Linked DNA regions of Homo sapiens: regions 2, 3, 4 and 5 are each linked to region 1. Evidence: chromatin loops called from intact Hi-C (ENCODE). Cell type or tissue: PC-9. All regions are shown on one strand.

Evidence for each region. Hi-C counts contacts between places; a loop is a spot of excess contacts. Peaks named below come from ENCODE experiments on the same cell type or tissue, not always from the same donor. Only the 100,000 strongest peaks of a DNase experiment are listed, where the experiment ranks them.
Region 2: a loop joins it to region 1, with 9 times the contacts of the local background. A loop is called at or near these places in 2 of 110 quality-filtered maps.
Region 3: it touches region 1 in a loop (8-fold over the local background); 26 of 110 quality-filtered maps call a loop at or near these places.
Region 4: it touches region 1 in a loop (23-fold over the local background); 6 of 110 quality-filtered maps call a loop at or near these places.
Region 5: it touches region 1 in a loop (5-fold over the local background); 2 of 110 quality-filtered maps call a loop at or near these places.

Annotation. Positions count from the first base shown.
Region 1 is chr1:204,805,157-204,810,156 of GRCh38, forward strand. No RefSeq gene overlaps it. Among named protein-coding and RNA genes, the nearest start is that of NFASC, 21 kb to the right of the region's middle. In PC-9, CTCF peaks have their summits at 2,125, 2,328 (motif pointing left) and 3,101; DNase peaks (open chromatin) are centred at 1,965, 2,255 and 3,105; H3K4me3 peaks cover 583 bases.
Region 2 is chr1:204,376,141-204,381,140 of GRCh38, forward strand. It overlaps a transcript of PLEKHA6 not described here. Among named protein-coding and RNA genes, the nearest start is that of LINC00628, 8.9 kb to the left of the region's middle. In PC-9, a CTCF peak has its summit at 2,294; DNase peaks (open chromatin) are centred at 1,241, 1,861, 2,201 and 4,481; H3K4me3 peaks cover 3,741 bases; H3K27ac peaks cover 3,037 bases.
Region 3 is chr1:204,436,918-204,441,917 of GRCh38, forward strand. It overlaps PIK3C2B (phosphatidylinositol-4-phosphate 3-kinase catalytic subunit type 2 beta), which reads right to left. Exons shown (of 33, transcript NM_001377334.1): 21 at 4,554-4,646; 22 at 3,275-3,404; 23 at 2,018-2,154. Among named protein-coding and RNA genes, the nearest start is that of PPP1R15B, 28 kb to the left of the region's middle. In PC-9, no CTCF peak of the experiment used is centred here; DNase peaks (open chromatin) are centred at 1,054 and 1,884; H3K4me3 peaks cover 500 bases; H3K27ac peaks cover 4,621 bases.
Region 4 is chr1:204,159,879-204,164,878 of GRCh38, forward strand. It overlaps REN (renin), which reads right to left. Exons shown (of 10, transcript NM_000537.4): 2 at 2,135-2,285; 3 at 1,414-1,537; 4 at 682-800. Among named protein-coding and RNA genes, the nearest start is that of REN, 4.0 kb to the right of the region's middle. RefSeq lists a silencer at 2,288-5,000. In PC-9, CTCF peaks have their summits at 2,802 (motif pointing right) and 3,011; a DNase peak (open chromatin) is centred at 2,653; H3K27ac peaks cover 366 bases.
Region 5 is chr1:204,402,382-204,407,381 of GRCh38, forward strand. It overlaps PPP1R15B (protein phosphatase 1 regulatory subunit 15B), which reads right to left. Exons shown (of 2, transcript NM_032833.5): 2 at 1,000-3,932. The coding sequence ends at 3,711. Among named protein-coding and RNA genes, the nearest start is that of PPP1R15B, 6.9 kb to the right of the region's middle. In PC-9, no CTCF peak of the experiment used is centred here; no DNase peak of the experiment used is centred here; H3K4me3 peaks cover 2,062 bases; H3K27ac peaks cover 973 bases.

The sequences.
Region 1 (5,000 bases):
TTCCCTTCTCATGTTAAGCTGGTACCTGTCTCATGGGTTATCTTTCCAGATATTTCTAGGGATATAAAAGCTTATATTTTAATGCAAATAGCCACATACTACACATAGTGTTCTATATCTTGTTGGTTTTTTTAAAGAGATGGGGTCTTGCTATGTTGCTCAGACTGGAGTGCAGTGGCTATTCACAAGTGCAGTCATAGGACACTGTGGCCTCTAGCACTTGGCCTCAAGCAATCCTCCCATCTTGGCCTCCCCAGTAGCTTGGACTACAAGTATGTGCCACAACACCCAGCTTGTTGATCTTTTCCTTACTGATTGGTAGGAGCTTTTACTCATTAAAGGAACCATTTGTTCATGATGTTGCAAATATTTTCTCACTCTGTCATTCATGCTTTTACTTTTTTATGGTGGTTTTTGCTACCATAGTAGAAATGTATGATCTGAGCTTATCAGTTTTTTCTTTTATGACTTCAGGGCTTGAACCATACTTAGATTGTGCACACTTCAAGATTATAAAAATATGCTCCCAGATTTTCTTTTGATACTTGTATAGGTTCAATTTTATTTTAAAATATTTGATTAGTGATCTAGTACTAGTTTTTCTTTTTGACTTTTGCTTGTTTAAATTTTTTATTTAATCCTAAATTTATTTTTAATTATTATGGATACATAGTAGTTGCACATATTTAGAAGTAGTTTCAATTTTAGGAATGATTCTGCTTTTTTAAGTTACAATCTATCTTGGATTTCATCCTTACCATTTTATGAAAGTCATCTCATTCTTTTTCACTGTGTTAATAGTTACTCTATCACATGGACTTACTATAATTCATTAAGTGTGGTAACTCATGACTGTAATCTCAGCATTTAGGGAGGATCACTTGAGGCTAGGAGTTTGAGGTCAGCCTAGGCAACATTAAGACCCCCATCTCTAAAAAAAAATAAAAAATAAATTAGCCAGGAGTGGTGGCACATGCCTGTAGTCCCAGCTACTCAGGAGACTGAGGTAGGAGGATCACCTGAGCCCAGGAGTTTTTCAGTGACTTATGATTGTGCCACTGTGCTCCAACCTGAGCAAGAGTGAGACCCCACCTGTTTAAAATAAAAGGGGAATAAGGCTGGAAGCATCACACTATCTGACTATACTACAAACGTAAAATGCACTACAAAGCAATAGCAATCAAAACAGCATGGTACTTACTCGCAGAAAAACAGACACACAAAACAACAGAACAGAATAGAGAGACCAAGAATAAATCTATGCTCTTACAGCCAACTGATTTCCAACAAAGGCATCAAGAACACACATTGGGCAAAGGCCAATCTATCCAATAAAGGGTGCTGAGAAAACTGGATATTCATATGCAGAAAAATGAAACCAGACTCCCTATCTCTCACCATGTCCAAAAATCAAATAGAGACGGATTAAAAACCAATGTAAGGCCCGAAACTGTGAAACTACTGGAAGAAAATTGGGGAACCCCTTCATGACATTGGTCTGGGCAAGGATTTTTTGAATAAGACCAAAAAAGCACACGCAACAAAAGCAAAAACAGGCAAATAGGATTCCATTAAACTAACAAGCTTCTGCACAACAAAGGAAATGATCAGCAGAGTGAAGTGACGACCTACAGAATGGGAGAAAACATTCATATACTTCGCATCTGACAAGGGGTTAATATCCAGGACACACACGGAACTCAAAGAATTGTAAGTCTTAAACGATGGCTTTAAACAAATTTTGTGAAAATTTAACCATCAGGTCTGGTATAAGCCAGCTCCAGGACACCACTGGAAGGGTTCCTGTTTTGGAAGCTGGACTCTGTCCTCCTCTTGGAGCCCTCGGAGAGAGCAAGCGAGGCTGCTCTGTTCTGGAGGCTCCGTGCCCCTGAGGCCTTTGACCCCGTTACCCGCGTTCCTCCCCTTGAAGCCCGGTCCCGCTCTCCCAACACCAGTGTTCTGCTGCCCCCTAATGGCAGCTTCTGCCATCTGCGGCTGTCCGGGAGCTAGATCCACCGCAAAGTCCACCAGCTCCGCTCCAGGATCAGAGACCCCTGAGCAGGTTAAACAATCTTCCCCCTCCACTCCAGACTTTTGGAACCCAAGGACGGCCGGGTCAGAGTACCCAGGACCTCAAGCCCCGCTGCCCCTTGTCCATCCCAGAATCGTGGTTTCCCACTGCCCTCTGCAGTGCCGCGGCGAAGTGATGAGCCCGGCACTGTGGCGCCACCTAGTGCCTCTGCTGGGTCAGTGGCACCTGCACCTGCACTGCCAGCCCCCTGCTGGGAGAATTCCGACTCAAGAACTGTAGTTTGTTGTGTGTTGTTTTTGCTTTGGGGCTCACTGGGAAACTCTCACCAGTCACCTGCATTACAGCCTGGGGCTTCCTGTCACTGTAGAGCAGGTAAGAAGAGGAGGGAAAGAAAAGACCTCAGCAGCACAGCACCAGACCTTCCTCCACTTGGTGGGGCCTTCTGACCACGAATGGTGAATAGTCCAACTAACAACTAAAAGCTCCAGCTGGGAGGACCCTGGAGCTCCCCTGAGCCTGTGGCCTTCAAACGGTACTGACCAAGCCCATCAGTAAGCAGTGCATTTTACAACGCAACAGTCCAGGACACCCCTGCGTTGAAAGAACTCAGGAAGCAATACTTACCCTTAGTATGCATAGCGTATTTTGACACTTCCATTACTTTTGATTCTAAAAAAAAAAAAAAAACTTGCCACAACTTAATAACTGAATTCACAGTTCATTAATGGGTCACCACCTACAGTTTACAAAACAATAATCTAGCCCTCAGTTCACTGAGAAGAAACAGAGGACAAAGAACAAATTTGCCCAATAGCAAATTAGGGGCAGATTCAGATCTAGGATCTAGAATCCAGGTCTCTGATGCCCAGTCTCATCACTTCAAGGCCTCCTCTGGGCTCTGTACCAAGTTCCTTTTGCACTGAAGCACAGAGCTCTGTCTCTCTCTGTGGCCCAGATCTATATAGGGCAGACTGTCAGGATCTGACTGCAGGCCCCTTTGTGCCCTGGAAGTAAGGGGTTGTCAATTGCTGTTTCTCTTATAATGAACTTCTCCTGTTCTAGCACAAGGCGGCAGCAAAGAGAAGCAAATGGCCTTGATAGTTGGAAGGAAAAAGGAGAAAATAGGCTCTGGGCAGTTCCGGTAACCTAACAAGTAAATGAGTAGCGTTAGCGTTTTGCTTGAGATCAAAAGCCAAAGGGCGGTATTTTGTCAAAGACCTTTGGAACTTAATTTTAAAAGTTAAGGAGGGCCAGGCATGGTGGCTCACACCTGTAATCCCAGCACTTTGGGAGGCTGAGGCAGGGAGATTCCTTGAGTCCAGGAGTTTGAGACCAGCCTGACAACATAGCGAGATCTTGTCTCTACAAATAAAAAACAAAAAATTAGCTGGGTGTTGTGGTGCACATCTGTGGTTCCAGCTTCTTAAGAGGCTGAGGCACGAGGATCCCTTGAGCCCAGGAGGTTGAGGTTGCAGTGAGCTGTAATCATACCACTGCACTCTAGCCTGGGTGACAGAGCAAGACCCTGTCTCAAAATAAATAAAGGCTAAAGGGTGTTGGGAATACTCTAGTCTAAACAATACCTGATGCACTGTTTGTTGCAGGAGTGTTGATAAAAAAGAAATCCGTAATCTTCCTAGAGAGCATATGAATTTTATTTTAAAATTTTAAAATGTTCAAACCCACTGATCCAGAAATTCCACTAAAAGGAATATATAAAGTGCTAATTTTATCCATACAAAGTTGGTCACCACAACATTTGATATTTTTTTGACAGAAAGAGCTAAATAATATCTACATGGAATTAGTTTTAAATCTTGTGTACACCAAAACCAAAAATGTAATACTATGCAGCCAGTAGGTAGGATGATGTAGAATGTGAAAAGCAGTTTACAAAATCCTATGTGTAGTATGCTCCCATCTGTGTAAAGTGCCCAGGGATTCTCTAGGTACTGGGGTGAAGGTGGGGTGCCTCTCTGAAGAATGGAGTCATCATTCAGAATCACCTGGAGAGATTTTATAAACCACAGTCTTCCCCAACCACTCACCCCAGGAAAGTGTGATATGCCCCTTTGGGAGATATGGTTACATTTGAGAATCATTTCAGGAAGGGAAAAGGATAGAGAACTGCTGGAGGTGTACATATAACCATTTGTGTGTACATGCATGTGAGATGGTAGTGGGATGCTTCCCAGAATGACAGCATCAGTCTTCTCTGAGTGGTGAGATTTTCAAGTGTTTTTCAATAATAATAATGACAATAATGATACTTAGAATAATCATGATAAAAATAGTTTGTTTAATCATCTACCTGTTGAAGGACATCTGGGCTATTTTGAATTTTCACCTATTACAAATAAAGCTGCCATGAACACTTGGTGTACAGGTTTTGGTGTGAACGTAAGTTTTTATTTCTTAGACATAAATGTCCAAGAGTGCAATTAAGGCTTGTTTTATGGCCTAGCATATGGCCTATCCCTGATGTTCCATGTGCACTTGAGAAGGATATATATTCTGTTGTTGGATAGAGTGTTTCATAGATGGCTGTTAGGTTCAGTTGGTTTACAGTGTTGTTACAGTTTTCTATTTCCTTGTTGATCTTCTGTCCAGTGGTTCTGTCTATTTTTGAAAGTGGGATGTTGAAGTCTCCAACTATTACTGTTGAATTGTCTATTTAATTTCTGTCAGGTTTTGCTTCATGTATTTTGGTGCTCTGATATTAGGTGCATATATGTTTATAATTTTTACATCTTTCTGATGAATTGAACTTTTTGTCATTATAAAATGCCTTTGTTTGTCTCTAGGGACATTTTTTATTTTGAAGTGTTTTGTTTTATATCAATCAGTATAGCTGCCCCAGCTTTCTTGTGGTTGCTGTTTGCATAATATATATTTTTTCCACTTTTCTACTTTCTATTTGTATCTTTAAATAAAAAGCATGTCAGATAACCTCTGTCTCTAGGAACAG
Region 2 (5,000 bases), 430 kb before region 1:
AGCAAAGAGTGGATGCCCAATAAATGTTTGTAGAATGAAAGAGGAAAAGAATCTGGATGGCAAGTAAGAGATCAGGAAGAAAGAAGAGAATGAACCACTTCATCAGTATACCTGAGGGGCTCATGGAAATTCACATTCTAAGACCCTACCCCAGATCCTCTGAATAGGAATCTCCTGAGGTAGGGCTCAGGAATCCACCTTCTTAATAAGTTCCTTGGGTGATTCTTATAAACTCTAATGTCTCTAGCCACTGCAGTTTTAATATTGCAGAGGTTCTGTTATTTAAGAATCTGACTTAGGGTCAAGAACTTTAATGGAGTTAATTTCTAAGATAATATAATTACAACATCAATTATGATCATGGTGGTGATAATTACAGAACAAAGGCCTAAAGCAAATGTGGAAACTTAGAAACACCAAAGAGAAACTACTGCCTGCCTGAGCCCCTGCAAAGGCAGTTTGGTACCTGGGGAAGCAGTGCACTAAGTCAGCAGATGCGGGGCTGAGTCCCAGCTCTGATTAACACGTGGTTTTCTCTTAGACCGGTACTTCAATATCTCTGGACCTCAGTTCCCCATTTGACAAATGAAGGGGTTGTTTCTAAGATTCCTTGTAGCTCCGATGTTTTTAAGTGGCTATCTTGAGGAAGGAAAAGCTCGTCAAGTGTGGGTAACAGTCCAAGACGCTGTGCTTCTAGACTTGCTATATTTCTGGAAGATGTCTATCCTGGCAAAAGATGACTATAGTAGAAGCGAGCCAAAAGACAGCCAGCAGGGCCACTTTGTTATAATGAGATTATGCCAGAGCCACTTTGGCTTATGAAATTAATATAACAGTGCTAATATATTACTGAGAGTAGCAAAGGCGCGCTCTCTCTCAAGAATGCCAAACATACAGTGGGCATCGTCCCCCTCCCTCTTGACCACAGCCCCATAAAGAAGCAGGACAGGAGAGGAGAACTGCTGTCCTGGGCACGCTGAGTCTGGGGCGAGGGTTGCCAGGAACTGAGTGGTAGAGGCAGGATCTCCTGGTATGTTGTCACTTAGCCCAAGTCTTCCCATAGGAAAGTCTCGGGGAAAATGAAAGACCTACCTCTGGCCCTTTCAGGGAAGGAGCTGAAAAAACTCCAGGCTGGGCATTGGTCTAGTCATCCTCCTGGAGGCCTCGCATGTGACCAGGGAGAGGGAGAAAGGGCAGCACTCCCCTGCCCTGCCCAGCCTTTCCAAGCTGAGGGAATGCCAAGCCTTTGCTGGACTTTGACCCATTGAGGAAAAGGCGGGAGACACATTCAAACAGGCATGGTGATAAACTTATTAGTCATGCCCGCCCTTGTAGCCACCGCTTCACCCACCTTCTCCGGCCTGCCCCCAGCCCCGCCACTTTTCAAGTTGGGCAACTTAATGGAAAAAAATGAAATAAAAAGAAGAGCGAGACCAACATACTTGATGAAGAAGATTCTCCCACCGCCGTCAACTCCGTAGGCCCACCGGCCGGGCAGGTCCAGCCAGTCAATCTCATCGGCCATCTCGGTGTCCCTGCAGCCCCTCTCGCTCTCTGCGCCCCCAGGCGCCGGCTGGGCAGGGGGCTTGGTACCCGGGAACCCCCACTTGCTGCCCCCTTCCAGAGGCCGTGGTGGGGGAGGGGGTCCGGCCGGGCTGGCGGCGTCGCTCCCGGGTCCCTGGCAGTGTGGCTGGCCTCCCCACTGAAGACGCGCTGGCCTCAAGCCGGGCGGCAGGGAGCAGGCAAGCGCTTAACCCTGGCCGGCCGGGAGCCCCAGACACCACCTGCCTCCTCGTCGACTCGGGAGCTCCTCTTCGGACCGTTTCCTGAACTTTAATGACGGGCAATTAGCGCGGTGAGTAATTACGATGCCTCTCCTGCCGGGACTGTTAACGGGCAGCGCTGGGTCTCCGTTCCTCCTGGCTCTGCTGCCCTCCAGCCTGGCGGAGCCCGGAGAGCAGAAGCTGGAGCGGGGAGGATCCCTCCCCGAAGGGAGCAGGTTGCAGTGCGAGCAGGGGTGTTGCCTCTCCGCTCCCAGCTCCGATCTTGCACTTGAACCACCGGCGGGGCCGGGGGCGGAGCCGCGCCGCCGCCTCGGAAGGTAATTCACAGCCCCGAGAACTCGCCGGCAGCGCCAAGTCCCCCAGTCCAGGCGCACCGCGCAGAGAACCAGTTTGACTAAAAGAGCTTTGAATCAGGAACCTGGTGGACATGTCCAGCCACTGAACGGAAAAGGGGAAGTGATTAAACCTGGTTCTACTTGGTGGGAGGTTAGGAGAGGAACAAAGGTCAAAGGCACGGAAGCGTGGCGGGGCTGTGAGCAGCGAGGGGCCCGGGGAGCCTCTCCTAGCTCAGATGCCAGCCTGATTAGTCGAGCTAGTCCTTACCTTTCTTTCCCAGCACCTCCTCCAAGAAGTCTGCCATGACTAAGTAGAATCACAGGGAGACCTTAGAAATACTCAGAAACCAACAGCGTTTATGTCCCTCCATTCCATTCCCCCTAACTTGCACCAGAAATGGAAAAGGAAAAAGGAAGAAAAATGGAGAGAGAAGGGAATGTGTTATGTGTACAGAATGCAGACTGCAAGCATTTCATACTGGCATACCAAAAGCAGTATTGCTGGAGCCCACAGTTCTGCTATCTCAGGGTCTATATCAAAGTTAGCCAGCTTAGGCAACATAGCAAGACCCTGTCACTACAAATAATAATAATAATTAATTAGCTGGATCTGGTGGCACGAGCCTGTAGTCCCAGCAACTCAGAACACTGTCAGGAGGATCACTTTGAGCCGGGAGGTCGAGGCTGCGGTGACCTATGATCCTGCCAGTGTACTCCAGCCTGGGCAACAGAGCGAGACCCTGTCTCAAGAAAGAAAAAATGCTGAAGTCCATTTGGCTTTCCCAGCTTACTCCGGATCTGCCACTGGGGCTCCAGTTAGGTACATACAGTTCCAATCCATGTGCCAGGCCCAGGAGAATAATTAGACGATGAGAGAGACACCTGTGTTTAAAGGGAGCAATGTGTTCCATGACAGCTGGCAATTATCTGTTGGGCAAACATACGTTTTGTGAGCATTCCAGGAGACTTGATCCCCATTCCACATAGGTAATTCCTACTCATCCTTTCAGTGTCTACCCATGTGCCACCTCCTCCAGGAAGCCATTCCTGACACTACCCCGGAGAGATTTATATGTCCATCCTCCATGTGTCATGGCACCTGATGAATAACCCTATAGTAGCACTTATCACACTGTAATGCAATCCTTGATTTAGTCATCTGTCTCCTCCATTGGACTGTGTGCTCCTTGGGGCAGGAACTCCATCTTATCCATCTTTACAGCCCTGGCAGCTGCCTGCGGCACCAATTAACAATTTTTTTTTTTTTTTTTTGAGATGGAGTCTCGCTCTATCACCCAGGCTGGAGTGCAGTGGCATGATCTCGGCTCACTGCAACCTCCACCTCCCAAGTTCAAGTGATCCTCTCACCTCAGCCTCCTGAGTAGCTGGGGCTGCAGGCACTCACTACCATGCCTGGCTAATTTTTTTTGTATTTTCAGTAGAGACGGGGTTTCACCATGTTGGCCAGACTGGTCTCAAATTCCTGACCTAAAGTGATCTGATCCACCGGCCTCAGTTTCCCAAAGTGCTGGTATAACAGGCATGAGCCACTGCGCCCAGACCAATTAACATTTGATGAATGCTTGATATGGTCATAACTGAGAACTACTCTTAACTCTAACCACAATCCCGTACTTTTGGACTTTATTTAGAGGCACTCTCAATATAACCATCAGCAACATCAGGGTGTGTGTGGGGAGATCTTCCTGGGAAAAGAAACAGCCTGTGATCCTTCTCATAGATCCCAAATTCTCAACCTGGAGGGTTTAAAGTGTATACATCTGATAGATGGTAAAGCTAGGAGATGCCTCAGAGAACATTTAGTCCAATCCTCTTGTTTTGAATATGGCAAGTGAGGAACAGAGAAGGGAAAGGGGCTGGTCAAGGTCACTGAGAAGGGTGGTGGCTGAAAAGGATCTGCCCACCAGTGTCTCAGGCCAGAGCTGTTTTCATTACATCCTTCGCACTCCAACACTGGAAATGGACTCTGCCAACATCCTGGCTGCCAGATCTAAGTTAAGTCCATTCTCCAGAAGCAGAAGACACGCAGAAACCCATGATGTCCAAATTCTTTCTCTCTTCTCAGATCCTACAAATTTCTAGTAGAGAAAGCTTCATTTGACAATGAAGCAGAGCTGCACCTGGGAAGCACAGATGAAGGTCTAGGTGCCCCTTCGTTTCTGAATTGGAGAAAGTTGGCAGATCAAGGTAGCAGACTCTGCCAGGCTGCAGTCCCCTGTCACCAGCCATATGAAACACCTGTAGGACTCACGCCACTGACAAAGCACAGAGCCACCTGCCTAGCCCCTGAGATGGCCAAGAATATAAACGGCCAGAGTTGCTGCCAAGATGCCTCAAGGGAAAATACCAGCAATCAGTGCACTCCCAGTCCAACCTGAGCAACCAGTAAGGGCAGCTGCTTGTGCTGAACGTGGGCAGAAACAGGGGACAAGATGACATATATTTGAAAACATGTATTACACTACTGTCTTCTTCGAGCGCCTCTTGATCTATTTTTCCACGAGATTTTTGTCTTGTTTAATGTCTAATGTAGCCTGGGGTTCCTGGGGACATTTACCTAGATGAGAAAAGGCCAGTGGCTCAGATTTGTAAATGTTTATTACTCATTTGAAATAAGAAATCACGTTCGAAAATATTTCCCTAACTGTGGTCTAGTCTCGCTAGTGACTTTTTGCATGCTAGTTCTTGTTTATGATTAGTTATGATTAGTATTGATACTGCTAGTAACGACATTTTAGCAAAAGAGCTAAAGACATGTAGAAAAAGAGTAGAAAACCCAAATAAAAGCAGCTATTGGTTCAACAATTACCTAGAAGAGAGAAGGAGGGTTGATAGATTAAAATGAAAATCATACATGGCT
Region 3 (5,000 bases), 370 kb before region 1:
TAGCATAGAGTGGCAGAGTTTTGAGGAATGAGAAGGGAAGAAATGACTTTCCAGGCAAAGGAAATATTACTGCCTACAGTACTGCAGAAATGAAAGTAGTAGCCCCCCCTGCCCCCACCGCATGATCTAGCTAGTAACCTAGCTGGAGCATAGGTTAGCATAAGATGGTAGGTTGCAGTGGATGGGATTACAGGAGTCAGCAGGGCTGGATTATAAAAGGCTCTGTGTGCAATGCTATCTGTTAGGATACACAGAGGCTTTGAAGAACTTATCCACACTTAAAAAAAAAAACAACAGCTGGGCACTGTGGCTCATGCCTGTAATCCCAGCACTATGGGAGGCTGAGGTGGGTGGATCACCTGAGGTCAGGAGTTCGCGACCAGCCTGGCCAACATGGTGAAACCCCTTCTCTACTAAAAATATGAAAATTCGCTGGGCATGGTGGTGCACGCCTATAATCCCAGCTACTTGGGAGGCTGAGGCAGGAGAATCGCTTGAATCCAGGAGGTGGAGGTTGCAGTGAGCCAAGCTCGTGCCATTGCACTCCGGCCTGGGCAACAAGAGCAAAACTCTGTCTCAAAACAACAACAACAACAACAAAACACCTCTGAAATCAAGCAGAGGCTGGCTCTAGATGGAGGAGAGGCATTCCAGTGGTTCAGGGGACCGACAGCAAAGAGCTGAACAAAATCAATGGTAACAAAATAGGAAGAAGAGGACAGATTTGAGAGATAGCTGGGAAGAAGAATAAACAGAGCATGGTACAGAAGTGAGATAGAGGGAAGCATCAGGAAGACCGTGGCTTTGGCTTGGGTAAATGCACAGAAAGAGTCACACCATTGACTGATAGCAAACACAAAAAGCAGGTTTCAAGAGGCAAAGGAGAGACAGCAGGCTCAGTTTTGCCTACACCGAGTTTGAGACGTGGGTGAAACGTAGGTGGAAAAGTCCAGCAAGAAGGTGGCTATAGAACCACCTGGAGGAAGGGAAGAGGGCTAGAGGAATGGCTTCGGAGGTCATCAAGATACAGGTGGTAGTTGAAGTAATAAGAGGATGAGCTGGCACAAGAAGAGTGCAAAGAGGGCCCAGCAGGCCAGGAATTAAGCCCCGGGGAACACAAACACTGAAAGCCATTTAAGATCATCTAATTACACATTCACTAAACAATGTTCTGATTATACCTTGGCTGCCCATGCTGGTTTTCCCTCCAGGATAAAGTACATTGATCAATATAAATCAGTATTTGGGTCCCTTGAAGTTAAAATTATACGAATTAGCATTCTGGCCTATAGCCAGTCTCTTGTGAGTTTGGTTATTGTGATTTGTTCCTTCCCAGTGTCCCTACTTTCCTCAACCTAATTAACCCAGAGACTAGAGTTGTGATGCTGGGAACAGGCCACGGACCCTAGCAGGCTACCAGGGCCCTACCACCCAGGAAAGCTCCACTTCTAATCTAATCTTCTTTCATCAGGAACCAGCCAGCCCTGTTTTCACTCGTCTCTGTCTCATATCTAACCTCAATCCTAGCTTTGAGTTACAGCCTTGCCACATATCAGCTCCATAACTAGGAATGAATGAGTGAATCTTAATTCACAGCTATGAAAAGAAGGGGCTGGCATAAAATGATCTCTAAAGTCTCTTCCAACCAACTCTTTTTCTAGAAAGTACCACTGAACCCTCTGAGAACATAAGGGAACCTGAAGAGGATCCACAACTGGGAGGGATACAGATAGGCTCTCAAAAGCTGGCGCCTCCTCCAAGACTTAATCTGCCAGGAGAACTCAGTGAAAGTTTCTCAGTCCAGCATCAGGGGATTTTCTCAGCCAGCTTACAAGAGGCATTTGAGTGAGTCACCCCCAGATATTTGGAGGCACCAGTCAACCAAGAAAGGGTAGGTCCTTCTGCCAACAAAGCTGAGCTGTCCTCTCTGAGCAAGTGCAGGTCTTGTGGTTAAAGAGCTGTGTGCCGGCATCAGGCACACACACACACCAGACGCACTCCCCACCCACAACCCTACCTTCTCATACTCGTCCTCCCCAGGGTTGTGTTTCTGCAGCCAGTCTGCCAGGGGCCGGTCCTTGAACGAGCCGGTCACCCCATGCTCCACCTGGATCTTACGCAGGGTCTCAGCATTAGGGATCATCTCCACCATCCCTGTGAGGGGAGAAATGGGGGTCACGTTCCAGACCAGAATGAAGGGGACTGCAGGGAGAGGACTACAAGGACTGTGCTCATGCTTCCCTATAAATTAAGCTGTAAGGCATTTGGACTAAGTCTGATAATAACAGGAAGAGAATAACCATAGAAAGGAAGGTCATTCCCACATTTCCTATTCCATACTGTGACTTTTTGGTCTCTCCAGTTCATAGCTGCTGCTCCCTTTGTTTTTAGCTTTTACTATGGGAATTTGAAAATATATATAAGAATAAAAAGAATGGTATCATGACTTCACATGTAACTATCACCCAGCTTCAAAAATTGTCAACATTTTGCTAATCTTGTTTGCTAATCACACAACCCTATTTCTCCACTCCCTGCCACCTTGGTTGGAGTATTTTAAAGCAAATCCCAGATACTTTATTTCACTCATAAATATTTCAAGTGTAATTAACAAAGACACCATGCCATTGTCACATCCAAAAAATTAACAATCACTCTTTAATCTAACTCAATCTATATTCAAACTTCCCCCAACTGTCTCTCTCCTTCTCTCTCTCTCTCTATATATATATTTTCACACAGGGTCTCATTCTGTCGCCTGGTCTGAAGTACAGTGGCACCATCATGGCTTACTGCAGCCTCAAATTCCTGGACTCAAGCGATCCATCTGCCTCAGCCTCCCGAGGAGGTGGGACTGCAGGCACATGCCATTAGGCCTGGCTAATTTTTTATAATTTTTATTAGAGATGAGGTGTCTAGGTTGGTCCCAAACATTCCTGAGCTCAAGCAATTCTCCCATCTCAGCTTCACAAAGTGCTGGGATTACAGGCATGAGCTAGCATGTCTGGCCCAAAAAATATTTCCTTACAATTGGTTTGTTTTAATCAGGATCCAAAGTCTACACAATATGCTTGGCTGTCACGGCACCAAGTCTGTTTTACTTTATAACAGTCTTCTCCCATGCCTCCCTTTTAAGGCTATCCCACAGCTTCTCATGAAATAATCTTGCCCTTTTCACTTTCCTGGAGGAGGACACAGTTTGTGTTGGCAATGGGCAGAAGGACAATAAGCAAAGCGGTCCCCTCCTCCACCCTCACCCCTACTCCCAACTGACCTCTGCCCCGGCCGGTGGAGAAGCAGCGGAAGATGACCATGCGCATGTCCAGCCCCTCCTGGACCCAGATCTTGCTCATGATGCGAATCATCTGCAGCGTTAGCATGTCCTGGCGAAGGTCGTCCCCACACTGGATGGAGGGAGAAAGTGACCAGATCTAATCTCCACTACCTCCCCAGCTCTCAGGTCTCCCAAGTGCTCAACCTTGGCCCTAAACTAACAGTGACAGGGAGTTCCCCAGCCTCACACCCCTGACCTGCTCACTCAGCTCACACCAGGTCAAAGATGGCCCAGGAAGCTTCCCAGTTTGCCCATGTGTTGTTCCAGCTTGTCCTGCAATCCCATGGCCCCATCTGAATTAAATTCACGGTCTGCTTCTGCATGCAGCCCCTCTGACCATCAGGCCTTTTTTTTTTTTTTTTTGAGACAGTGTCTCACTTTGTCACCCAGGCTGGAGTGCAGTGGCACGATCTCAGCTCACCGCAACCTCCGCCTCCCAGGTTCAAGTGATTCTCATGCCTCAGCCTCCCAAGTAGCTGGAATTACAGGTGCCTGCCACCACGCCCAGCTAATTTATATATATATATATATATATATTTTTAGTAGAGATGGGGTCTCACCATCTTGGCCAGGCTGGTCTCAAACTCCTGACCTCAAATGATCTGCATGCCTCAGCCTCCCAAAGTGCTGGGATTATAGGCATGAGGCACCACACCCAGGCCATCAGGCCTTTTTTAAACTTGAACGTTTAGACTTTGGATTTGGAACTTGCGCATAGCAAATATATAAGTTACTAAGTCACATGCATGTATTTTGTCTCCCCCATTAGATTATATGCTCTGAGACTATCATTTACTTCTCAGAATTGTGGATACATCAGAGTTAGAAGGGACCTTAGGGTTCATCTAGTTGGACCTGCACCTGATATATTAATTTCCTCTTCAGCAGCCCTGCCACATGGCATTCAGCCTCTGCCTGAATACCCAAGGGACAAGCGGATCACCACCTTACCCAACCCATTGTTGAGGGAGCTCTGCCTCCTAGAAAGCACTTCGGGATACTGAGCTGCCAGTTGCCTCCCTATACCTAACACTCTGTTGTTAGGCCTCTGGGGCCATGCAGAATTCATCTAAATCCTTTTTCACCTGATCATCTTTCCTACATTAAGACAGCATGGAACAGTGGGAAGAGAACCACCCAGGGGCTACTTAATGCCACTCTAGGCTGCCTCCTTCTCTCTCCCACCCTGGTCCACCAGGCTTGAGTAAAGTATTCTCACCTTGAAGATGACACGGATGTTCTCACCCAGGGGATCCACATTTTGGAAGGAGAGTTTGAGGGGGACAGCATTGGAGTTGAAGTAGGAACAGTCCTGCCATGGTGAAAAGATAGTGACGAGGGTCAGAGTGGCCCATGCCAGGAAAGGAAAACGACCTCTCCACTTCAGACCAAGATGCTGCCTCCCCGCTGCTGCCGGTCCACCCAAGACCTGCTCATTGTTTCTTCCGGATTTCCCAGAAACCCAATTTCCTTCCTTCTCTTGTTAAATAGTCATCATCCCAATTCAGTTTGTTATGACCTCAGCTCCAGCACTTAACCTCCCATCCTGTTAGTTCATTCTGCGCACAACTTACTAGTTGTGTGACCTCTGGTAAGTCACATGTCCCATCTACACCTCAGTTTACTCCTCTGTAAAAGGGGACTCCCAATAGTACCAACATCCTAA
Region 4 (5,000 bases), 650 kb before region 1:
CCAGTGGCCAGACTTTCGTGCCTGGCAGGACTGGGTCTTGGCCCCCACCCTTATCATGGGCGAAGGGTTTCTTTAGCACAGACAAGCTTGCCCTTCTCCCTCCTTTATATCTGAGTTCACAGAAAAAGGAAGGGAGGCAGGAATCACCCTGATTTCCTCTCAGGTGCCACGTGTGCCCCTCCCCTAACTCTGATGGAGCAGGGCCTGAGAAACTCCAGGATGAGGAAACGGTCAGACATGGGCCACATGGAAAAGAAAAGCAGGCCTTGACCTGAGTCCCAGAGTCAACCTCAACTGTGACCTTAAAACCTATGCCTGACCCTAAAACTCAGCCTGACTCTGACCCTGGATTTCAGTCTAGGGTGTAGCCCAGTCAGAGCTGGTGAACTTGGACGAGTTACTTGACTGCAGCCACGGGGCTCAGGACAAGCCCTACATGCAAGTTAGATGCAAAAACATCCACAAACCACCCAACGGTGAGCCCGTAGCCCAGGCTTGCTCCCCCATAGGTACTGCTGCTTTGCAGCAACAGCCAGATGTGGCAGAGTAGGGTGTTCCTCAGCTCCCCAGGCTCCAAGTGGGCTGCAGTGTACCTCCCCGCAGGTGTGGGCCCTGGAGGGTCAGGAGAGGCCTGGGGACAGAAGGGGTCCGGGGCAGATGACCTAGGGCGGCCCAACTTACGGTGATGATGTCCTGGCTGAGAAAGCCACTGACTGTCCCTGTTGAATAGCGGAGGGTGAGTTCTGTTCCATTGTGCTTGTAGCTGGAGGAATCCGAAGCATCGAAGAGCTTGTGATACACTGGCAGGGGGACAGAGGCTCAGGTTTGTCCAAGAGTGGCCCAGACAGGGGGACTCAGAGGCAGGGTGCATTGTGGGTATGGCTGGTTAGCTTAGGTGCAGGGATGAGTGGCCCTAGGGTCAGGGGGCTTGGAATATGTGCTTCATCAATCAAGGACTGGGTTTCTTGGGCTCTCCTAATGTGCCCATACATCGAGAATTTTGTCCTAAATGAAGGAATTTAAAGTAATCACTAACACTGATAACACCAGAGAAGATGCCAGGCACAGAGTAAGTGCCTAGTAAGAGGTTGTTGATTAAGACTAGGGATGGAAGAGTTCCGAGTGCCTGGGATGGGTTTGAGAATTCAGTCCTGTCTCAATCTCAGGAAGACTGGGAAGTGGCCTTCTGGGTGCTCAGGGGTTCTTGGACCTTTTTTTGTTTTTAACCTTGGTGGCTGTATCAGAAAAACGGGAGACATCTTCCCCTCTCCCCTACATGTCAGTGGGCACAGAGGCAGAGAGGAAGCCACTCCCTTGGTGGCAAGAGGGATGGGAGCTGGGTGTTGGGCAGGATTGCTCATGCACAGTAGGGCAGGGGGATGGAGGAGAGGCACTGTGGGTCTTAGGTCTCACCACAGGCAGTGTAGAGACGGCTGCACTTGGAGGAGGGCACCCAAACATTGGACGAACCAGTGTCAAAGACGACTTTGAAGGTCTGGGGTGGGGTGCCGATGCCAATCTCGCCATAGTACTGGGTCTGTGGGGGTAAAAAGAGAGGGCTGGAGGGGCTCAGGGGACCTTGGGTCTTGGGGTCTTGCCTGGCTTCACTCTTGGCTCTCGGTGTGAGACTTGGCCCAGGCGAGGTCCTATAGCCTCTCGGGGTTTCCATTTTCCTGCAGGAACTGGTAGGAGGCTTAGCATCTCCCCATGGCATCCCAGAAAGTGGGAGTCTCAGTAAGACAAGAGGGCAAAATCAAAACATTGAGAATGAAGCAGGAAGCAAACTTGACTCTTGAGGATCCTCTGGGGCAGGAAGCCATCAGGTTGTGCTGGGCCAGGTCACAGAAACCCCCACCTGAGTCACACACCCCTTCCCACCCACCTGTGACACCTGGCTTGAGGCCTGGGCTGAGTTCCAAACCTAACCCTGCCCCTGAATGGCCCCTGGATGCCTTCCTGTCTTCTGTGCTCAGGCTTTCCAGCTGGAAAATGGGAATTTTCTAGGGTGCTCACGTGCTACTCAGCGCCTTCGTCAAACACAGCTTGGAAAGGGTGAGTCTTGCAGCAAAGAAAGCCCTAGGTCCATGAGGGAAAGGAGACAGGGAGGGAGCGAGGGGCTGAGCCAAGCACTCACGTCCATGTAGTTGGTGAGGATCACGGAGGAGGTGGTGTTGCCAAGTGTCAGCCTCTTCATGGGTTGGCTCCACTCGGGACCAAGCCTGGCCATGTCCACACCTCGTTCCTTCAGGCTTTCTCGGATTGAGGGCATTCTCTTGAGGAAGATCCTGGCCCAGGGTGGAGGAAGCAAAAATAGAAAAGTGCTGTACCTCCACCACAGTGGTGGAGTCCCTGAGGCCAAACCCCTGCTTTTAGTACAACCACCTTTAACGTTAGCCCAGCCACCTGGAAATCACCTCTGTCGCTGAGGGCCTCTGGAGCATTTATAAGAGTTACTTCTTGTCAAGAGTCAATTTAGAGGAGTCAGCTGCCCGGGGATTAAATAACCCTGAAGTGACTTCCTTCTGTTGCCTAATTTTGATTAGACAAGGCTATTTGTTTATTGGTCCGTTCATTCATTTATTCCGTAATCACCTGCTGAACAACTACTTTGTGCCTCACTGTGCTGGACACTGGAGCTAGAAAGATAATGATCATGACTGCCTTTAAGGAACTCCACCTGGCGGGAGGACAGACAGGAAACAGGCACAGACATTCCCTCTGAAGAGATTAATGCCAGGGAGTGCCCCTGTCAAAACTAGGGGCTGGCGGGGAGACAGTGCCATGGGAGGCCGCTAGGTGGCAGCAGATGCCCACAGCAGCTGCAAGGTCTCCAGGATACCAGGGGACAGGCACCCAGCCAGGGCTGTGGTGGAGTGGACCCCCTGAGCTGGGTTGGGCCTAGAGAGATGCCAGCATCTTCAGAGCGCCATGCACCTCGTCCTTGGAGAGATGTGTCCCGGTCCCTTGGCTTCTTGTCTAGATGTTTTCCCATCACCTTTGAGAGGCAGAATTAAAGAGACCTAGGAAACTGACTCTACTGAGCCGCTACTGAAATCACACCAACAAGCTAGCTGTCATCCATTTTATAGATGAGAAAAATGAAGGCTCACAGGGACAAAGGTGACTCAGAAATGTTGAAGCAGGGATTCAGAGCATGTGTCTGGCCCTATTTCCCATATAGGGTCCCCTGGGTCCCGACATAAAGGCTGCCAAAGCCCAGAGGAAGATGTCTCTAGCTGTTCACGGGAAGGTCCCAGGATGGAAGCCCAAGTTGACTCTGCAATAGACTTTCCCATACACACAAAGATTCCCTCTTTCTTCTACTTTCTTCTCAGTGGCTAGTCCTCCTATACTCACACTACCCTTTCCTTCCTACATCCTTCTTGCGTCCCATGCATTCTACTTACCCCCATTTTGCCCATGAACATGAATGCAACTTTTATGCCTATCAGCATGGTATTGTAACAGAAATGATTTGTTATCTTCCTATCACAGGTTACTGTTACCAAAATATTTTCACAATCATTATTTTATTTGCTCTCATAAGGTGGATGATTTTATTACTCCCACTTCACAGCTGGGAACGTGGAGGGTCAGAGGTTTGGCCCCAAAGAGGTTGCATTTCCCACTGTTTACTCACAACAGCCTATGCTTTGGACCTTTACTTCTTGCCATTTCCTTTTCAGAAAATCCTTTCCTTCTTCCCTTCCTTTTCCCCCCAGTTCTTTAGTCCTCCAAGGCCCAACATGTACCCCCACCTCCAGGAAGCTTACCCCAAGGCCTCCAGCCCACACCGGCCTCACCTTCCCGTGGGCCTCAGCTCTGTTTTTCCTTGGGTCTCACAGCCCACACTGTACAGCTTGTGGAACTGGTGCCGTACGGTGGTGAAGACAGTGGTTGCAGGGGGCATGCCTGAATCCCCTTACCACTTATGTGATTCTGAGAAAGCTACCTAACCTCTCTGGGCCTCTTCTAAGTCTCCATTAACCCCTCTCTAACAATGGGCCTAATGGTAGTACCTACCTCAGAGTCACTGTGCAGATGAAACCATGCGACCACTGCTCAATAAATGTAAATTGTAGGTGTGTATATGTACATGTTCACCTTGAGAATGGAGCTCATTCATTCAGCTGTCCCAAGTGCCTCGCATGATGCTCTGCACATAGCGGGTAGCAAAATTCCTATAATACTGTTTCAAAAGCTGGATTCCCCCTCCACCCCTTGCCCAATTCCATTCTTTTTCTCTTTTGGATAACAGCAGGGGAAGATGTTTTTACTTTCCTCTACCTTTATCCTGGAGTGCAGCTGCTTTGAAGCACCCATCCTCTTACCCAGTGCTCACAACCCAGCAATTACTCTCCGAGAGCCTCAGAGCAAGGGAAAGCAGTTTCGGAAGCAAAAGGCCCAGTGTGTGTTGAGGCTTAGCCTCTTACATATCACCTCCCTGAGCCTCAGTGTCCTCATCTGCAAAGTGGGAATGCTGAGTTGTTGGGGGCATGACTTGAGATGAGACATGTGAAAAGATCCTGTGACACCCTAAGCATTTTATAGGCTTAGCAACTATTACCATTATTAAAGTGTGCCTCCCTACCTTCAGGACTGCTGGTCATATCTGCTGTCCCCAGATTGAAAACCCCTTTCTCTGTGAGGCCTTTTCTCAAATGCTGTCTCTTCCCCTTCTTCAGTCTTTTTTTTTTTTTTTTTTTTTTTTACATAAGGTCTGGCTCTATCACCCAGGCTAGAGCACAGTGGGTCAGTCTCTGCTCACTGCAGCCTCCACCTCCCAGGCTGAAGTGATGCTCCCACCTCAGCCTCCCGAGTAGCTGGGACTACAGATTTGCACCACCACACCTAGCTAATTTTTGTATTTGTACAGACAAGGTTTCACCATGTTGCCTAGGCTGGTCTTGAACTCGTGAGCTCAAGCGATCTGCCCACCTCAGCCTCTCAAAGTGCTGGAATTACAAGCATGAGCCGCGTGCCCAGCTTCCTTCTACAGT
Region 5 (5,000 bases), 400 kb before region 1:
TGATCCATATATCTAGTATTAAAGCATGATTCCATCTGACTTTATTTTTTGAGACAGAGTCTATCACCCAGGCTGGAGTACAATGGTGGAATCACAGCTCACTGCAGGCTTGAACTTCTGTGCTCAAGCAACCCTCCTGTCTCAGCCTCCCCAGTAACTGGGTCTATAGGCTAGGACCACAGGTGTGCGCCACCATGGGCCAGTTTTTTTGTTTTTTTTTGTAGAGGAAAGTGTCTCACTATGTTGCTCAGGCTGGTCTTGAACTCCAGGCCTCAAGCAATCCTCCCACCTCAGCCTCCCGAAGTGCTGGAATTACAGGCGTGAGCCACCATACCTGGCCCACTTTTGTAAATGAGAGATCATCATGATTTTACAATACCATGATTATCGTGATTAGTAACACACAAAATAGCCAGACACGGTGGCTCACGCCTGTAATCCCAGCACTTTGGGAGGCCGAGGCAGGAGGGTCACGAGGTCAGGAGATCGAGAACAACCTGGCCAACATGATGAAACCCCATCTCTACTAAAAATACAAAATTTAGCCGGGCATGGTGGCAGGTGCCTGTGATCCCAGCTACTCGGGAGGCTGAGGCAGGAGAATCGCTTGAAACCGGAAGGTGGAGGTTGCAGTGAGCTGAGATCGTGCCACTTCAATGCAGCCTGGGTGACAGAGGCTCCGTCTCAAAAAATAATAATAATAATAATGCACAAAACAGAGATTTCCCTGCTACTTAAGCACTAGGCTAAGCCCAGCATCTGAATGTTATTGCTTCTGTGAATACCCAGTTTAATTTTCTTTGCAGCAAAACTGAAAAGCTAGGGCCAATTTCAGAATCAAATCTTCAGTTTCTTAGAAGGGCCTCTCATAATACTGCAAGAACCAAGTTCTTCTATTACTAAAATGTTGTTTGCAATTATACTAATCCTGCTTAGTAATTCCAAAACCATTGTAAAATACTATGATACATATAATATAAAGTTGAACCAAAATATCACTTAACATTTAATAATTGCAAATATATTTATTACAATTTACAGATTAGTTATGTTATATACACAAATATAATTTTAACTATAAAATCCCAACTAGTTACATTTAAATTATTGATCTGTAGAAGCCAATTTAGAGTCTTCTAGTCCCCTAACTTTACCTTCCTTAAATTATACAAAAATAAAATCTGATAGTTTTGATTTCAAGTTAAAGATGAAGAAGTGTTACATTTCATCACTCAGAAATGGAACTTTTACCTGTCTGTACAAAGCCTTTTACATGCTACATTGACACTTAAAGCACCATTAACAAGACTTTAAATGTATAAAATGTTTAATTAAAACCTCCAAAGATTTTCTCTTTAAGATTACGGGGGTTTAACTTTGTTCTAACTAGAATTGGGATGAAACAAGAATTTTGCTTTTTTCTCCTTCAGTCCAACTTTAAAATAGTCCTTTCTGTCCTTCTTATCACCTTCTGATCACTTCTTCCAAGGAGGCTAGTATATGGAAGAACTCTTAATCAAGCTTTCACTCATTTGGTAGTGAGGTTAGAATCCCATGGGGAACAATTTTCCAAAATCCAATGAAAGATGTCTCATTATTTTCAAATACACAGAGGTGCTAGGTTTAAGAAACAGGAAACACAACGTTAAGTCTCGGAAATAAAATGTTTCAGCCTGGTTTTAAAAGAATGCCTGTATGTTGTCAAAAGGCTTTTTTCAAGGCAAATGACGCCTGCTTTCCAACCGACATTGCTGTTGCTTGAAACTAGCCTGTTTTCATGTTATTAGACCATCCTGTAAATGTGCTCCCTATGATTACCTAAAGTGGAGGTGCACAAAACACACAGAATCCCAGCACTTTGAGAGGCCGAGGCGGGCGGATCACGAGGTCAGCAGTTCAAGACCAGTCTGGCCAACATAGCGAAACCCCGTCTCTACTAAAAAGACACAAAAAATTAGCCGGGCGTGGTGGTGTGTGCCTGTAATCCCAGCTACTCGGGAGGCTGAGGCAGGAGAATCGCGTGAACCCAGGAGGCGGAGGTTGCAGTGAGCCGAGATCGCGCCACTGCACTCCAAGCTGGGGGACCGAACGAGACTCTGTCTCAAAAAAAAAAGAAAAAAACAAAAAACACACAGAATAAGGGCTCTGCAAAAATTTGACCAGCTTTTATAGTGTTGCATTCTCAATGTGTTTAATTATGAATATATAAACAGTGGAGGCAGTTCTTAGAACTGGATAGAAATAAAATAATGACCAGGTAGATTGTAAACTGAGGTAGTAACCCTGTAAGCACTTCTGATGAAAAATTCATCCCCACACTTAAATAAGTTCAAAACTAAGAGGTCACCTATTCTACTTATGTTTTCCATTACCTGTGACAGGAAGCACACGGAATGAAAGCAGACCACGGAAGGGTTAACAACCCCTCAACCTAACTTATGTGTACCTTGTAAAGCTAAACAAATAAACCAAACACAAACAGTCAATGCAAAGACTTCAATTCAAAGTAACCTTTGGGCTAAATATATTAAAACTTTCCAGTCATTAATCTATACTTCTATCCTTTCCTGAAAGTAAAGGCCTTGCCATTACTTCTCTCATTATTAAATAGTAGGACACAATAAACCTGGATATTGACTGAAGTTTATATTTTACATTTCAAACGTGAAAATTCAGAACTGCCCATTTCCAATTTTACAGTGGGATCCTGACAGGTTTTAAAAGTGACAGTGCTGAGGCATGATATTCATTAACACTGGTTTTCTGTTGAGAACATATACACCAAAACCAAATTGCTCTGAGATGTCTCCTATTTTCTTTCTAGGAAATTTCTAGGCTTTTAAGTTTAAAAAATAAATGATTATGATGTAATTATTACTTTCCAGAGTGTTTTGCAATAACTTCAACCTGTTAAGAGATACAAAGAACTATATTAAACTGGGAACTACAATAACGTACACAGAACCCTCTTCAAAGAAATTAAATATATTAGATGTTAAAATGTGGTAGAAAGATGCAGCTTTCCCAAAGTAGTAAAGTACTGCACATATGGGTTTTGTGGCAGTCCTTGGAAATATCCTAGGTAGAACTTAATGTAGAAATAAAAAGGCTACCACATATTTTCAATCCAAGTCATTTTTACAAGAAAAAAAAAAGTGACACAAAATAATGCACTTTAAGTTGGTAGCATACACAAGGTTATTTTTTAGCCTAACATAGACAGGCCAAATCATTGAAATAAAAAAAATATAGAAAAACATAAAAGCCCATTAACTTCTGAATTTTGGGAAAGAAACAAGAAAGAGCCCAAAGTTTTCAGATAGGCACACATAATTTAGATTAGAAATGAAAATGGGCTTTAAGCCCTATAAATATTGTTTTCCAAGAAAATAAGTTTTGAAAGTGCAAAATGACAACTCAAAAAGGTCCCCTTTCCACCTCATGCAGGCAAAGGACATTTAAAAGCACATCCAACTAAATCAAAAAAGGGAGGATTAGAAATCACACTAGTTCATCCTTCATTATCAGGGCTGGCTTCAAACCTGAATGTTTCTGAGTGGGATATGTTGCAAAAAAAAAAATTAAACTAGATCCAAGTTACATTTCCTCTAAAAAAAAAAATGTCAAAGGACAGCTGCCAAGATTTGTTTTTAAAAGACACCTCTCAGGTAAGAGGTAGTGTATGCTAGCTAGGACTACAGGCTGCCAACTCAACATTGCTTGAGAACATTAAGTCCTTTGAAGCATGTTCCCTGGAGTCTATTAAACATTCTTTCTCTGTGTTCAAATGTCAAGCAATATCCAATAGCATCTTCTGTTTCTTGAATTCGTTTCTGGAACCTGCATCCATCCCTTGCAAATTCTTCCCATGGTCCTTTGCGATCCTCATCACCACTTATATAATACTCAGTAACTTCTTCAAGGAAGGTTACCTACAAAAACAAAGACTAATTTTAATAACTGTCTAGGATCTTACAATCAGCATTGAGGTCAATAACCCTTTATGCTACCAATTCTTTCAGAATATTCCCAACTAAGAATAACATATTATTATTAGGAATATTTGGTCCCAGCTATATTTGAAGTTAAAAAAAAAGTTCTGTCACGCCTGTAATCCCAGCATTTTGGGAGGCGGAAGCAGGCGGATCACCTGAGGTCAGGAGTTCAAGACCAGCCTGACCAACACAGTGAAACCCTGTCTCTAGTAAAAATACGAAAAAATTAGCCAGGCGTGGTGGCACATGCCTGTAATCCCAGCTACGCAGGAGGCTGAGGTAGGAGAACAGTTTGAACCTGGGAGGTGGAGGTTGCAGTGAGCCAATATCGCGCCACTACACTCTAGCCTGTGCAACAAGAGCAAAACTCTGTCTCAAAAAAAAAAAAGTTCAGATTAGATGGCATTTGGATAAAATAGTGAACAAATGTCACCTAAATATTTCATATAGAGATATATATCTTTCATCTATATATACTTCATTTATCTATATCTGCATAATATACACACACAGTCGTCTGCCCCCCCCAATCCCCCACCAGCCCTTGGCTTTTGGTGTTAATAAAATGAATCCAGATAGGGAATTGAATTTTTCATGCTGTTATTAACCCCTGCTATTTTTTAATCCTTAGGGAAATACAGTTCTGTGATATTTTTCCCTCAAAATGACAAGCAAAATATTTCTGAAAATAACCACTATATCCCTGGAAGTCACTGTTTTTATCACTGCATAAAGGCTTTAACAATATTTTTGCTTACTTCTATTCTTTTTCCTTTTAAAAATTTTTTTCACTTTCCAACTTTTAAATCAACATGTTGTACTATTTTTGTATCATTACTTTGGCAATAACAATACAGAAGAGAAAAAGTTACTTAGTAAACAAAGTATAGCAAAATTAGTATTTTTAAAGCTGTGTTACTCTAAGAAACTTTGTAGTTAAGATTTTAAAAACCTTTGTATTCAATATGCTATCACTATATATGAAATTGTGATTCTAATATACAT